Linked DNA regions of Homo sapiens: region 1 is linked to region 2. Evidence: chromatin loops called from intact Hi-C (ENCODE). Cell type or tissue: CD14-positive monocyte. All regions are shown on one strand.

Region 1 (8,000 bases), 90 kb after region 2:
TCCTGTTCTCCAACCAGTCTGCACCTACGCAACTGAATGTCGCCAGAGGGAGACACACTACCATGCTGACTGGCCTCACTTGGACAACCCTATCTGTTAAGTCCAGTCTCTCTTGGGATGACTACTTCACACCTTCTTCTCCCTCAAACACTCGATGCCTCCTCCACCATCTGTACTCTCAGTGGATGGCCTTGCTTTCTATTTTACTGAAAAAGATAGATGCAATCACAAGAACATGTTCATCAAGTCCCACCACCTTATCTCCCCATCTCCACTGTGTCCCTATATTCTCCTTCTCTCCATGCTTTCAGCAAAGGCCAAACTCTTCAGCTACACACAAATCCCACCCACTCTCGCCTCCTCAAACAGTGCTCCAGGAATTCACAACTTTCTCCTGCATCATCAATTCTTCTCACTCTACTGGATCATTCCTATTAACATACAAAACTCTTATTTGTCCCATCTTAAAAAAATCTTCTTCTTGGCCAGGTGTGGTGGCTCACATAACCCTAGCACTTTGGGAGGCTGAGGCGGGCAGATCATAAGATCAGGAGTTCGAGACCAGCCTGGCCAACATGGTGAAACCCCATCTCTACTAAAAATATAAAAATTGGCTGGGTGTGGTGGCAGGTGCTTGTAATCCCCGCTACTCAGGAGGCTGAGGCAGGAGAATTGCTTGAAACCAGAAGGCAGAGGTTGCAGTGAGCCAAGATCACGCCACTGCACTCTAGCCTGGGCAAAAGAGCACAACTCCATCTTAAAAAAAAAAAAAAAAAAAATCTTCTTGACATCATGTCACTTCAAACACCTTTTTTCTCTTCCTTTAGAACAAATGCCTCAAACGTGCTGTTTATATATAATGTCTCTATCTCTCCTGGCTTTCTCCTGAACTTGCCCCCAGTCATGCTTTTACCCCATCATTACAGAAAAACTGCTTTTCTCAAGACCTCTGTGACTTCTGTTTGCCAAATCCAAAGGTCACTGCTCAGACCTCATCTTCCTTGATCTCTCAAGAGCATGTGATCCACCTGATCATTGTCTCCTCTCTGAAATATTTTTGTTCTTGCAACTTCCAGGACACCACATACTATAAGTGATATTCCTACCCTGTGTTCCCTCCATTCAGCCTCCTTTGCTGGACTTTACTTCCTCCCCCATCTCATGATAGCACAACACCATCCTAAGACTAGATCATGGACTGCTTCTGTCTTTATCAACATTCATTCCCTAGGTGATGTGAACGACTCATCCAGGCTCATGACTTTAAATACAATTTATATATATAATGACAACTCCCAAATTTGTATCTGCAACTTCATTTTCTATTCCAAAAGCCAGCCTCATAGATCCAACTATTTATTTGATGTCTACATTTGAAATGTCTAACAGACATCTGAAACTTACCCTATCAAAAACTAAACTCCTAATCTTTCCCTACAAAACATGGTCCTCCTGCAGGCTTTCCTAATTCAGCCAATGGCAACTCTATGGCTTCCAGTTGCTAAGGCCAAAAATCTTGGAAATTGTCCCAGATACTGTTCTCTCACACTCAACATCCAATCATTACACACTCTTAGCTCTACCTTAAAAACATAAACAGAATCCTACCACCTCACACCACTTCCGCTACTACTACCCTGGTTGAGCCTTCATTGCTCCTGGCAATTAATGCAACAGCCGCTTGACAGGTCTCCCCGATTCCATCCCTGTTCCCAGAGTCTGTTCTTTCCCCAGCAGCCAGAGTGTTTATCTTCAGTCCTAAGTGAGTGCTTGGCACTGCTCTGCTCACACTCCCTGCTCTGCTCCAACAGCTCCCTGCCAACCCCAGCAAAGCCAAAACCTTTACAACAGCCTGTGGGCCCTGTTCTACCATGATCTGATCCTGCTGCCTGCCACTCCCCTTATTACTTAGCTCCAGCGACCTTTGGTTCTTTGCTATATTTTGAGCACATCACGCATGCTCCTATCTCAAGATTTTTGTACTTACTGCTCTCTGGCCTGGAATACCCTTTCCCCGGATATCCTCATGGCCAGGAACTTCATTTCTTTAATGTCTCTACTCAATGGTCACTTCCTCAGTGAGGCTTTCTCCTAAAACTCTTTACACACATTCCAGCCCTGGCTACAGCTTTCCTTATATTTTGTCCCTGCTTTGTTTCTCCATAGAACTTATCACCCAAACATATATATACATACATACATACATATATAATTTAGTCATCTTTTTGCTTTTGTCTCCCTTGCTAGAATGTAAGACCTAAGAGGATAAAGCTGCATTTGTCTTACACAAAGTTGCATCGTCAGTGCCCAGAACAATTCCTGGAATAGACTCCTATAGGTTGAGGTAGGATTACAGGCAGTTTCCTAGCACAGAGAGGTAAAGGGAACCAGCGAAAAAGAGCAGGTGAGTAGCATAACTGAGGGTGCTTCATTTTTCCCTTCTGGATTACTCATGGTATCTTTTGAAGAAAGTGCCAAGGGTAAATATACCCACAGAAAGAGATTTCATGGCAGAATAAACAGATGAATAAATAAACAGTAGATTAAAAAAACTACAGACACAGCACAATCACACCTCTATCGGGCAAACAGCATGAGAAAGAAATGGAGGACTTCTCACTGAAATAGCAGGTAATACTGGGTACCAGAGCACAAATAACTTGCTTTCTTCTTTGGATTTGTTTATACTTCACACAGTTTGTATACTGAATATGTTACTTTTGTAGGAAAAACAAAATTCCACATAAATTATTAAAAAAAAAAAAGAAAGAAAACCTCTCAAGTGACTTGACTTTCTCAAACCGGAAGTTTGGAGTTAAGATGAAGTGGTAAAGGGAGAAATGAATTGTTTTAAGATTTTACTAATCACATATAGGTTTTTCAGCAACACAAATCTTACTTGATTGTATAACAAGGCAATGAAACTTGGAATAAATAGTACTAAAGCCATATTGTGCCTCCTTTTACATAGTAGTATTTTCTTAATACTACTTTCTTAATACTACTAGGCATGGAAGGAAACTATGTTGAAGGATATCCATGGGGAAATATTAATCTCTTTCATGATTTTGGCCAGAAATTAAACTTTATTACAAAAGGGAAGCAAAGTAGTTTTACTTTTCACAATGAGTTTACTGCTTTCTTCTACTTATCAAAAACTAATGACATGCAACATCTAAAATGGGTTATCAGGGAGTCTTGGCTGAGGGTTACAGAAGAATCTGGATGCTGGAGGAGAATTAGGGAAGGGGAAGAGGCAATTGCCAATGGAGAGTATTCTATGGACGGACTTACCAGAAACTGGCCTCATGATATCCATTGGTTCTACTTCTTCTTTCACTTTAATTTCAGGAACGGGAGGGCCCAAGACGGAGGAAAGACTGCCACCCACAGTGACTGATGGAGGTGGTGCAGCTGCAATGGTGGTGATGGGTGGAGTGATGGGGACCGCTCCAGGAATGGTTGAAAGGGCAACGGCTGGTTGTGACGGGGGACTGGCTGCTGCAATCATAGTTGGAATGGTCGGTGGGGGCTGCTGGGCAGTTGGAGGGACGGCAATGGTAGGCTGATCATTATTTTGATTGGATACAGTCTCCATGGACACAGTGACCGGAGTGGCCATAGACACGTGGATTTCAGACTTGGGTTTGGCACTAAAACACAAAAGAAAAGCACATGTAGCAAATAAGAAAAAAACTGCCTTCATCTACAACATCTCAGAGGATGAGTATTTGTCCAATTATTTCTGTCCAGCACACTGCACAATTTATACTCTATTTCCTTTTTTTAAATTTTTAATTTTAAAAAAATTTTGAGACAGGGTCTCACTCTGTTACCCATGCTGGAGTGAAGTGGCGTGATCTTGGCTCACCGCAACCTCTGTCTTCTGGGCTCGAGGGATTCTCCCACCTCATCCTCCCGAGTAGCTGAGACTACAGGTGTGTGCCACCATGCCAGGCTAATTTTTGTATTTTTTTGTGGAGATGGGGTTTCACCATGTTGCCCAGGCTGATCTCCAACTCCTGAACTCAAGTGATCCGCCTGCCTCGGCCTCCCAAAGTGATGGGATTACAGGTGTGAGCCACCACACCCAGCTCTAATACTCTATTCCTTGACTTTAAAGTTTAACAAAGCAATTTTAAATGGAAATCAGGTTTTAAAGATATACTGTATGTCCTGCTCCCAAGTTTTTATAAGCAGTAATAAAATTAACTAAGAAAATAACACTTTAAAGAACTCAAAGTCATATCGTCATAGCACAACCAATTTTCATAATATTAATGTATCTTTTCTCCCAGAATTCCTTAATATATATGTTGTCTTTGGAGTTGTTATTTTTCTGTTTTTTTTTCTTTTCTTTCTCTTTAGCTACAGTTGTAATTGAGAGGGACTGAGGTTGAGCTGATTACTAATGGCCAATGCCTAATCAACCATTCCTGTATAAATGGAATTTCCATAAAAACTCTAAAAGACTGGGTTCAGGAGCTTCTGGGATAGCTAGCACGTGGAAATTCCTGGAGGGCAGGCGTGCCTGGAGAGGCCATGGAAGCTTCATGTCCCTTCTCCCAGGCCTTATGCTTCTGTTCCATTTGGTTGGTCATCTGCATCCTCTGTAATAGCCTTTATGAAAATAGGTTAGTGTACGTAAAGTGTTTTCCTGAGTTCTGTGTGCTGTTCTAGCAAATTAATCAAACTTATGCATGGGAACTAGCTGGTCAGAAGAACAAGTAAAACCACCTGGGGCTTGCATTTGGCGTTGAAAGTTGGGTGCAGTCTTCCGCATGTTCTCACTCATAGGTGGGAATTGAATAATGAGAACACTTGGACACAGGAAGGGGAACATCACACACCAGGGCCTGTCATGGGGTGGGGGGAGGGGGAGGGACAGCATTAGGAGATCTACCTAATGTAAATGATGAGTTAATGGGTGCAGCACACCGACATGGCGCATGTAGACATATGTAACAAACCTGCACATTGTGCACATGTACCCTAGAACTTAAAGTATAATAAAAAAAAAAAAAAAAAAAAAGAAAGTTGGGTGCAGTCTTGTGGGACTGAGCCCTCAACCTGTGAGATCTGACACTATCTCCAAGTGTCATAATTGAATTGGAGGGCACCCACCTGGTGTCTTCTGCAAAACTGATTGGTTGGTTGCTGGGGAGAAATCCTTCCCCACTTCTTACTAACCAAAGGTCACAGAAGTTTCTGTGTTGTTGTTGAGTGAGAGAAGACAAAAACAAAAACATTTTGGTTTTTACTCTTATATTCTCAGATGAGAAATTGTATACTTGGGATTTTCAACCTATAGAAATGAAAATATTGAGTTGGGCACAGTGGCTCATGCCTATAAATTCCCAGCAGTTTGGGAAGCTGAGGCGGAAGAATCATCTGAGGCCAGGAGATCGAGACCAGCCTGGGCAAAATAGTAAGACCCCATTTCTTAAAAAATTTTTTTTAATTAGCCAGGTGCACTGGCATACACCTGTAGTTCCAGCTACTAAGGAGGCTGAGGCAGGAGAATTACTAGTGCCCAGGAGTCTGAAGTTGCAATGAGCTATAATTGTAACACTGGCACTCCAGCCTGGGCAACAGAGGGACTAGAAGTTCTGGAATACAAAAGTGTAAAGGCTGAAAGGGGAAAAAAAAGAAAAAACACTAGAGTCTGAACTGTATATTTGAATAGGCATAAGAAAGAACTGGCTAGGCGTGGTGACTCACGCCTATAATCCCAGTGCTTTGGGAGGCCATGGCAGGAAGATCGCTTGAGCCCAGGAATTTGACACCAGCCTAGTTAACATAGGGAAACCCCAAAACTACAAAAACAGAAACACTAGCTGGGCGTGGTGGTGTATGCCTGTGGTCCTAGCGACTCTGGAGGCTGAAGAGCAGGAGGACTGCTTGAGCCTGGGAGGTTGAGGCCGCAATGAGTTATGATGGCACCACTGAACTCCAGCCACAACAGAGCGAGACCCTGCCTCTTAAAAAAAAAAAAAAGATAAGTTATGGCAAAATATTAAAAGTTACATATGTTTGATTACTATTATTTTCTCTATTTTCTCAGACATTTACAGATTTTCATATTGAGAAGGCTTTAAGATAAAGTTGAAGATATCTAGAAAGAAAAAGAGAGAAGAGAGACAGTAAATAAGAGAGAAAAAATAAAAAAAATCAATTCTAGAAGTTCACCTGACAAATAAGAGTTTCCCCAAAAAAAGGAGGAGATGGAAATTGAGTAGCAGAAAACAAATCATGAAAGAAATAATACATTAAGATTTCCCTGTACCGACCAATACAAGTTTTCAGACTGAAGAGACCACTGAGTATACAGCACATATAAAACCAACCAACTGGTACAACAAACCACCATGGCACATGTATACCTATGTAACAAACCTGCATGTTCTGCACATGTATCCCAGAACTTAAAGTATAAAAAAAGGCTGGGCACAGTGGCTCACGCCTGTAATCCCACCACTTTGGGAGGCCAAAGCAGGAGGATCACGAGGTCAGGAGTTCGAGACCAGCCTGGCCAACATGGGGAAACCCTGTCTCTACTAAAGATACAAAAAATTAGTGGGGCGCAGTGGCGAGCGCCTGTAATCCCAGCTACTCAGGAGGCTGAGGCAGAAGAATCGCTTGAACCCAGGAGGCAGAGGTTACAGTGAGCTGAGATCATGCCACTGCACTCCAGCCTGGGTGACAGGGCGAGACTCCGTCTCAAAAAACAACCAACCCAAATTCTACTGTCAAGTTTTTGAACATTGAGAACAAAGATCATTAAAGCGTTCAGAAAGAAATGAACACATAAGATATAAAGATCAGCACTCAAAAATCATATCTGGGTTTTCAAAAATAAAAACAAAATGTAGAAGACAACAGAGTAATACCTTTATATGTATGCCACACACTCTCTCTCTCATATATATGAGAGTGAGACAGATGAGAGAGAGAGAGAGAGAGAGAGAGAGAGAGAGAGAGAGAGAGAGAGAGAATCTCTCACTGTGTTGCCTAGGCTGGTGTGCAGTGGCATGATCATGGCTCACTGCAGCCTTAAACTCCCAGATTCAGGTGATCCTCCTGCCTGAACCTCAGTAGCTGGGACTAAAGGTATGTGCCACCATCCTTGACTAAGTTTTGTATTTTTTGTAAAGGCGGGGTTTCACCATATTGACCAGGCTGGTCTTGTACTCCAGGACTGAAGCAATCTGCCTGCCTTGGTCTCCTGAAGCTGTGGGGTGAGCCGCCACACCCGGCTAATATTTTTAAAGAGAAATGATTTCCCATCTAAAATTCTGCCTGCCATTCTATCATTTAAGAGTGAGGAGTTGTGTTTCAGGCATGATGGAGTAGACATACTTTTTCCTATTCCTCCCACAAAGTATAGCTGAAAATTGTGTTATATATAAACCAAGCACAACGAGCTGCTGAAAAGTGAGGAGAAAAAGGCACATTGTCTAGGACCTCGGGACCCCAGGAATGGCACGGCAGTCAGTTCCCTGGATTTGCTTTTTTCCTTGTGTGTCCCGGACAGGGCGCTGGAGAAGCTGATAACATGGAAATGCAAAAGAGCAGAGACAAAAAAAAGTCCCAAGAAAAGCCTACTCTGTCTAGCCCAAGAACCAAGAAAAAGGGGTGGCTTGGCATGACGAAAATCCTGTAGACAATAATTGCTATACTCCAGTGAAACGTCACAGAAACAACTGCGGCCTTGGCAAAGGCTGAGAAGAGTCTAGACTTACCCGGCCAGGTTGTAATGAGAGACCTCAATCTCCTCCCCATCCCACTACTCATGTGGTATCATCAGAGGCCAACCGGGAACCTGGCCTTCACTGATCACCTGGCAGTAACAAGGCAATGCCCCCTCTTCCCTGCTGGTGTAGTTTGAGAGGAGGCCTGCTAAAGTATAACCTATATATAAATCCAGTCTTATAACTTAACACTTAAAATGTCCAGTTCCAAACAGAAAATCACTCATCAAGAAACAGGAAAAATCACAA
Region 2 (8,000 bases):
TTAGTGAAATTGTAGATGTCAACACATCATGGAAAACAGATCTTGTGCAAAATATTAACACCCAGGACTTCTTTTGTATAGATGATTTTTATTATAAACAATAAAATATATGTAATGTCTCAACTACAAACCTTTCATGTTGAAAGGGTCTCTAACATGAGTTGTTTTATTATTATGAAGCAAAAAAGTTTTAAGAATCTCACAGTGGAAATAATCCAACACCGACAGACTCTAGTGATCAAAGACATTCTCTTTTAATGTAAAACAAGGACAATTCATAATTACAGAGAGAATGTCCTAGCTGTGGGTATTATGAGACAAGCCAACTTTCCAGACCAAAAGGCACTCACAGCTAGGGATGAAACGAACTCCGAACCAAGCCAGAGAAATTGGGCTGGTCCTTGAAAACAGTGGTTACCTACTGTCCAGCTCGAGCAGCCCAAGGACAAAGGAAACACTCAGCAGAAAACATTCCCTTTTCTTTAAACCTACCACGCACACCGCAGGTACTGGCCGCCCTCATCACTGCTTTGGTCAAGCGTGCAGAGAAGGCAGTTCAGTTCCAGTTCGGAGCTATCCTCTCCCTATGCAAAGCTGCCACATGGATGATCCAGACTTGGTATTTTTCCTGAGAGCCACCTGCTACACACTTTCATGAGGCGACCGTGACCGTACACTTCTAGACCGCTTCCTGACTAGGCCCCGTTCAGGACGGATACTGACAATGCCCATTCCTCACGGGGCCAAATGGTTTCCCTTGGTCGACTCCTGAGTCCCCTGACAAAGCAAGAGGAACCCAAGCATTTCCATTGCTGGACTTGTGTGGGAGCATGAGGGAATGTGCAGGGAGTAAGGCTTCTTCACTCCAAAAACCACTGAGCCCACTTCAGTGTGGTGCTGGGCCTAACCAGCCCAATTCTTGTGCACTGATTTTTTTTTCCCCATTTCTCGGGTTTTAAAATTTTCTATTCATTTTCTTAAATGGCAGGTATCGTACCCCCCCTCGATAAAATAAAATAAAATAAAATAAAATAATAAAATAAAATAACATACCATACATTGGAGAAGACAAATAGGGCAACATTTCTACAAGAAAAAATCGGCTTGAGGAGCATGGCACTGTAAATGCTTGCATGACCAGTCTCACTGAGCGTGCTCAGGGGTGAAGGTTTAGCACCAATTTTTTTGCTTTTTTTAATCTTTAGAAATTAAACACAACTCTTAACATAGAACACTTGAACAGTAATGAGTGTAGCCCTATGTATCAATACTGTTGTACAAATTGGAGGTGGGTGGCTTAGTCCAGAGCTGACCACCCTGACATCGATCCATGGCACCTAAGAGTAACCGTTGCCACGTTTTTAACAAGACATTTATTCTCAGCAGCAGGAAATCACGAAACGACCCCTCCATCTTCATTTACATTGCCAAGGGAAACGTAGCAGGCTGCAGGAACCCAGCACAGCAGTGAAGGGCCGCAGCCTAGGCACCGTCACCCACGTTTCCCTCGCACGTCCCAGGTCCTCTCGAGCAGCACAGGACGGTGTGGAGCAAACCCACTCACCCTTGCCCATCCCTTCCCACAAACTTGCCAGCGATGCCTAGAACAGCACAGGTGTCCTTTCTCAGATTGTGCCCCCACTCCCCTTCCCCATTCCTGACAGAAGAAAATGCAAAAGATCTTCTGAATATTTGCCCATTTCGGAAAGCCACACCATCACCACATAAACTTCAAAAAATAAATTAAATAAAAACATGTTCACTGGGTTGACACCCAATCCACTTCATGAGTTCTCTAAGCATGTTGTTGAAAACCAGTGTCACATCCTTAGGATCCTTCTTCCAACTGGCCACTCTCCCTGTGAATCATTTTAGCAGTGCCTTTGTAACAATATTTTCAAAGCATCTTCCAAGTCCCCTAGTTCTATGAACTTTGCCACCAAATGAGTGAAGAATAGGCAAGGAGAGAGGAAAAAATTGCTGACAGCGATTTGGAAATCAGCAACAATGGGAAAGGGAAATATGTCACATGAAAGTTTGAAAGACCTAGAATAAAATGAGCTATTTGGAAATTTGCCCTGGTGGGGTGAAGATTCCCAGCATGTCAGGCAAGATAAAGGTCCACCTTGTGTAATTACACAACTGTTTCCTAATGTCCTGTAAAGGACAGAAACACCAACAGTCTTCCCACCTCTACAGGCAAACTAGAAAAAGGAGCTCCCCTGCTTACAGGCCCCTCAGGATGTCACCTGAAAAGAAAACCAGCTTACAGACCCTGGATTCTCTCCTATGATGTGTCCTCCTAAAGCCCAACTCAATCGCTTGTTTGCACATCTACGCTTCTGAGAACTTAGGTCCAGCTATAGGCACTGCTACCAGCAGAGGAGTGAGGTAGCCAGGCGGTGCAGAAGAGGTCTCTCCTCTCACACCTGCGTGCAGTGATGACATCAGGACCTCCTGTGGGCATCTCCATTCCATTCCATTCCTCAGCAGGCTACATGACGGAGCTCTGTTCAGTAATCAGGAGACTCAATGCAGGAAGAGTGCCAGAAAATCCAACTGAGAGTGGGATGAGGATGAAAATCTTCACGGCCTACTGAGCAATGAGATCTGCAACGCCACCCAAAGGGCTTCCGATCTTGATGTGGGTCTCTGTCCAGGAGCCTCAAAGGACTCGTGGTGCCCACGTCCAACCCTAACGTGGCGTCCGCTTATGAAGCATGGAGGTTGTAATCAACTCTTGGTACGCAATAAACTGGAAGTTTAAAAAAAGGAATTTAAAACAACCTAAAAATGTTTCTTGGTCTCCGTTGCCCAGACTGCCAGGGGAATACACCTACTTCATCTGGGGAGGCTGCAGGGGTGTGTGTGGGTTCAACCTTCAGGGATCATCAATTTCAGCTTCCAGCGTGTGGCCAATACCCCATGTGGCAAATACCAGACAAGGGTCTTCTGAACCCACAGTAATTCCCACTAGTCATGGAGGAGCCCCAATCCAACGGAACCCCATATTGAGGAAAGGCTGAGATAAGGCTTGGGCCCCTCAAGTTCTGTTTCGTTCAAGGTAACCCTACCCTCCCTCAGTCAGCGGGAGGCAGACTTGGCAACGGAAGCTAGCATCATAAAATGGTGCAGTAATAGAAGTAACTGGACCAGGAAGAGGAGGCATCTGCTCCAATGATGTCATAGCCATTGGTGGCCACGGGGGGGTGGGACTGGTCATGCAGCCGTGTGTCAGGAGTAATGATTGTAGAGGGGCGGGGCATGAAGAGTGCCGTTCTGGAAACAGTGCTGTCGGGAAGCAATATACTCTGCGTAACTGATTGTCACCTTCTCACTTCGGTACCTGTATGAGGAAACAGGAAAGGGTATTAGGAACCCCAAACGCTTCATTTTGTAAAGTCACTCAGCAGAGAAAAACCAAAAGCTTATTCCACATTTTGAAAGAATAAAATGGAAGACCAAGAGCAATCTTACTTACAGAAAATGAAAGACAGCACAAGAAAACAATGTTGTTATTACAAATGAACAAGATGAAAAAGCACAATCACAATTCCCCCGAGAATGTGTTTCAGCACATCCCACCTTGAAACACTACACGTGCTTATCATCAGGCTGCTCGTAAGCAATCCGCTACTGGGGTCTGGATGAAGAATTTCAAGGTCAAATTACTCGGGTGGCAGATTGGAAGATGGCTGCACCAAAACCCAGTGCAAACTGCACATCTACTTCCAGAGTAAATGTGATACATTTGACAGAAATGCAACCTCAATTCGCGTAAGAGCAACAAACAAGTTATTATAACTAAAAGGGACACAGATACCTAATTCTGGGTCAAAGTCTGCTGAAGCAGGTTAAAGGATCCTTGGGGCTATATAGGTCTCACTCCCCAGATGAATATGCCATATCACAGGGTCGTCAGAACAGAATTCATAGCACTTTGGCTGTGCTCTGGAAAGAGCCATGAGTCAGGATGCGAAGCATGGGGTGTTACAAACCTATGGAGCCTACTACAGACCACAGGAGCTGGGTGTGACAATCCTTACCCAGAGCCATCTCTTTCCCACTGTAATCACTCCTCCACTGCAAGGTGATTATTCCTGAATTTTGACAGGGAAATGGCTGTTCAAATAAATTATAATAATAATAATAATGCTTTGTATTTGAAGAGTTTTTTGTTGTTTTTTAAAAATTTTTGGAATCCAAAGCATTTAAAAAACACTGGGTCATCTTCCAAACAGACCTGTGAGATTAGTATATGATTATTCAGCATTTTACAGATGAGGGGCCCAAAAGAGGCCCACAAAAGCCCATAGAAGCTAAACCTCTCAGTGTTTCTGATTTCAATAGGGATGAGAAGAGAACTAACATCTCCTGATCACCTACAATGTTGACTGGCCACAGGCTAGAAATTTTCCATACATTACCTTAGCACAGCCTCAAACAACTCTAAGGTATTATCATTCACATCTTACAGACAGGGAACAGGCTCAGAGAGGCAGAATAACTGGCTCAGGTCACACAGCTAGTACATGTTGAGCTGGGATTCCAACTCCAAGTCCATCTGCATTCTACTACACTAGGCAGCCTCCTCCTAGAAGTATTCCCCACAAATGAGAGGCATTTCCTTTTAACTTTTTGTAAAAGCATTTTCTTACTCTCCTGTATCTCCTGCCGTCTGACTACATGTGCAGTCAGAAAGCAGCACCTCAACTGACTCTGGACTTCCAGAGAGCCTTGTCTCCTAATCTCAGTCTCCCCCTCAGCCTCCCAACCACGTGGGTCTGGCAAAGCCATCCACAGCCTGCAGGGCAGACCTGCCCTGCTCCAACTGTGCCCCCAGCTCAGCTATGGAGACACACAGGATGCTGGGAGAGTCTCTGCCTTTGCTGCCACTGCTTCCTCAAAATGTGAACTTCACCCACACTTCTTTGATTTAGGGACATTCACAGAGAACACTTCTTCTCCATCCCATCAAAATTATCCTCCATTCAACCCCAACTAAATTGAAATGATAAGGAAAACAAGACAATGGCTTACCTGGTGAGTTTGATCGTTTTTCTGAATTCACTGGTAATTGGAGCTTTAAAGCCACCTTTCCTGAGCAAGGAGTCTATTGTCTGGATCTGATCCCAGTCTGGGGAGGAGAAAGGCCACACTGAGGTCAATGCACATGCAAGAGTAAGGCATGCTCTCACATGGCCCGTGCAAGAAGAGAAATGGGACTCGAGAAGCAGCCGAGTCTGCTAAGGCAGAGGAAGCCCTGGGCACTGACCCCCACGTACCTGGCGCCCAGTCTGTCTGCCAGTCCCGTGGAGACTCTGAGACATGAGATGATAGCCCGACACATGCCATAATGGCTGTCCCCAGGCTCCCTGCTCCTGCGTCCTTCCTGTCAGATGTTACCCCAGTATAATTATCTAGGAACAAACATGGTTCCAACTTAGACCAGCCTATTGGCCTAGTGCTGGTACCCAAGGCTGCTCTGTGGGAAGAGAGGAATTTAAATTCTGCAACTTATATTCCTTTGTGTGATCTTCCTTCAATCTGATGATTTTTGGAGTCCTGTTTTCTATGGTAAAAAATTGACAGTGAGAAAGAAGCTGGCTGGGTGTGGTGGCTCACACCTGTAATCCCAGCACTTTGGGAGGCTGAGGCAGGAGGATCACTTGAGCCCATGAGTTCAAGGACAGCCTAGGCAATATGGTTAAACCTCATCCCTACTAAGAACGCAAAAATTAAGTGAGCGTGTGGGATGCGCCTGTAGTCCCAGCTACTCAGGAGGCTGAGGTGGGAGAATCATCTGAGCCCAGGAGGTCAAGACTGCAGTGAGCCAGGATCACACCACCGCACTCCAGCCTGGGTGACAGGAGGAGACCCTGTCTTAAGGAAGAAATAAAAAGGGAAAGACAGGAAGAGGAAGAGGAAGAGGAAGGAAAGGAAGGAAGGAAGGAAGGAGCTGTTCCTTCAGGAAGGGCAGACAAGTTGCTCATGCATATACTATTGTTATTCTTGCACATTCTTTTTTTTGAGACAGGTTCTCACTCCTGTCACCCAGGCTGAAGCGCAGTGGCGCAATATTGGCTCACTGCAACCTCCACCTCCCAGGCTCATGTGATCCTCCCACCTCAGCCACCCAACTAGCTGTTGACTGTCAGGTGTGTGCCACCACACCCAGCTGAATTTGTATTTTTTGTAGAGACGAGGTTTCGCCACCAGACTAGTCTTGAACTCCTGGGCTCCAGTATCCACCTACCTTGCCCTCCCAAAGTGCTGGGATCACAGATGTGAGCAAACGTGCCCAGCCTCATTCTTAACAGATAAAACCAACTTCATCAAATTGAAAAACCAAAGAAAATCCCCTAAATTACTATGCTAGGTGCTCCGAAGTTTTTATTTTTCCAACCAACTTTCAAATGGCAAAAGTAATTTAATTATTTACTTAAGTTATTATTTACACCTCCCCATTACAAAACATGGTATGCCTCCTTGTACAGAGTGTGTTAGGTTTATGACCTAAAAGAGGTGGCTAAAAGGTTTGCTATTATGCCACATATACACTGCTCTTGAAAAAGTTTAAGCACAAGCAAAATAAAAACCAACCAGGCAATCGTTTTCCATGTTTGCTCATGATATACACTTCACCGGGTATTTTTTCTCTATTCTAGGCTCATACCCAACAAATACTGTGTTTCACATATTATTTTCAAAATCAGACTAATTCCAAGAAAGAAGGAAAACTGCACTACGTATCACAGAATGCACAAGCAACATGTAAAGGTACCCTTCTAGATATTCTTTTAAAGACAAAATCTGCTCGATCCACCCTACCTTTAACGTCCCCATCAGAAGAACTTATAGGCTACTGAGTTTTTTTTTTTTTGGAGATGGAGGCTCGCTCTGTCACCAGGCTGGAGTGTAATGGCACGATCTTGGCTCACTGCAACCTCTGCCTCCTGGGTTCAAGTGATTCTCCTGCCTCAGCCTCCTGAGTAGCTGGGTCTACAGGCATGCACCACCATGCCCAGCTAATTTTTATATTTTTAGTAGAGACGGGGTTTCACCATGCTGGCCAGGATGGTCTCAATCTCTTGACCTTGTGATCCGCCCACCTTGGCCTCCCAAAATGCTGGGATTATAGGAGTAAGCCACCACGCCTGGCCGACTACTGAGTTCTTTAAAAAACAGTAGGGACTATGTTTACACCCTTTGCCATGTATAATATTGTTTAATGATTTGTGATCCAAAGTTCGGTACCTACTGAATTCTACAATATGGTCAGGTTGATTGGTGGTATTTTGCTACAATTGCCACTGTAGTTTAAGGGGCTAAGAAATAAAACTATTCATTGAAAAGAAGTGTTTGAAATATCAGGCGAGTAAGTGAACGATTTACCCTTTTGCTTTTCCCAGCTCCTAAACCTTTTTGGAAGTTTACCCTTGGTTCTATAGGAATTTGACAGGTATTAAGAGGCAGAAAGGCCCTCATTCTCAGCTGCAGTTGGGCTGCAAGATGACACACTTCACTTTCTTGCCCTTTAACTGGCACCACTGTGAATGATACTTGTCATTAAAATCCCATTCATCCAACTCACCTTGTTCCTTAGCAACCTCAGGTAAATATGTGGCTGTGCGTTTGACACCTTTTTCATTAATGAATTCAATTCGAATCCCATGGACCCCTACCTATAGAAAAAAGTACAACCAAGTAAATGGCATTTACTTACTCTAATGGAACTTCAGTCCCCACATATAAATCAACATTGTTCCCTGACCAGCTTAACACAGGCCTGGAAAAGGGAGACCTTCTCGCATTTCATGACTAATTCTATCTCAGGAGGTATAGAGGCCAAAGAAAGTTCTGCTTTTAGGGAAGGGTCGAGAGTATGTGCAGCCAACTCTGAGAATATGAAGGTAGGAGAAATGCATTCTTTAAGTAATTCATCCAGGAATTGTGAATATGTTCCTTGACCCTATTCCATTAAATAAACATGCCACAAG

The links. Hi-C counts contacts between places; a loop is a spot of excess contacts. Peaks named below come from ENCODE experiments on the same cell type or tissue, not always from the same donor. Only the 100,000 strongest peaks of a DNase experiment are listed, where the experiment ranks them.
Region 1: it touches region 2 in a loop (2.2-fold over the local background); 3 of 110 quality-filtered maps call a loop at or near these places.

The regions. Positions count from the first base shown.
Region 1 is chr2:127,951,692-127,959,691 of GRCh38, forward strand. SAP130 (Sin3A associated protein 130) reads right to left here. Exons shown (of 21, transcript NM_001330301.2): 16 at 3,295-3,653. Among named protein-coding and RNA genes, the nearest start is that of AMMECR1L, 70 kb to the left of the region's middle. In CD14-positive monocyte, a CTCF peak has its summit at 3,327; a DNase peak (open chromatin) is centred at 3,370; H3K4me3 peaks cover 552 bases; H3K27ac peaks cover 1,372 bases.
Region 2 is chr2:127,861,860-127,869,859 of GRCh38, forward strand. It overlaps AMMECR1L (AMMECR1 like), which reads right to left. Exons shown (of 8, transcript NM_001199140.2): 6 at 7,595-7,685; 7 at 5,041-5,137; 8 at 1-3,346. The coding sequence ends at 3,235. It also overlaps the pseudogene LOC107985803. Among named protein-coding and RNA genes, the nearest start is that of POLR2D, 7.7 kb to the left of the region's middle. In CD14-positive monocyte, no CTCF peak of the experiment used is centred here; no DNase peak of the experiment used is centred here.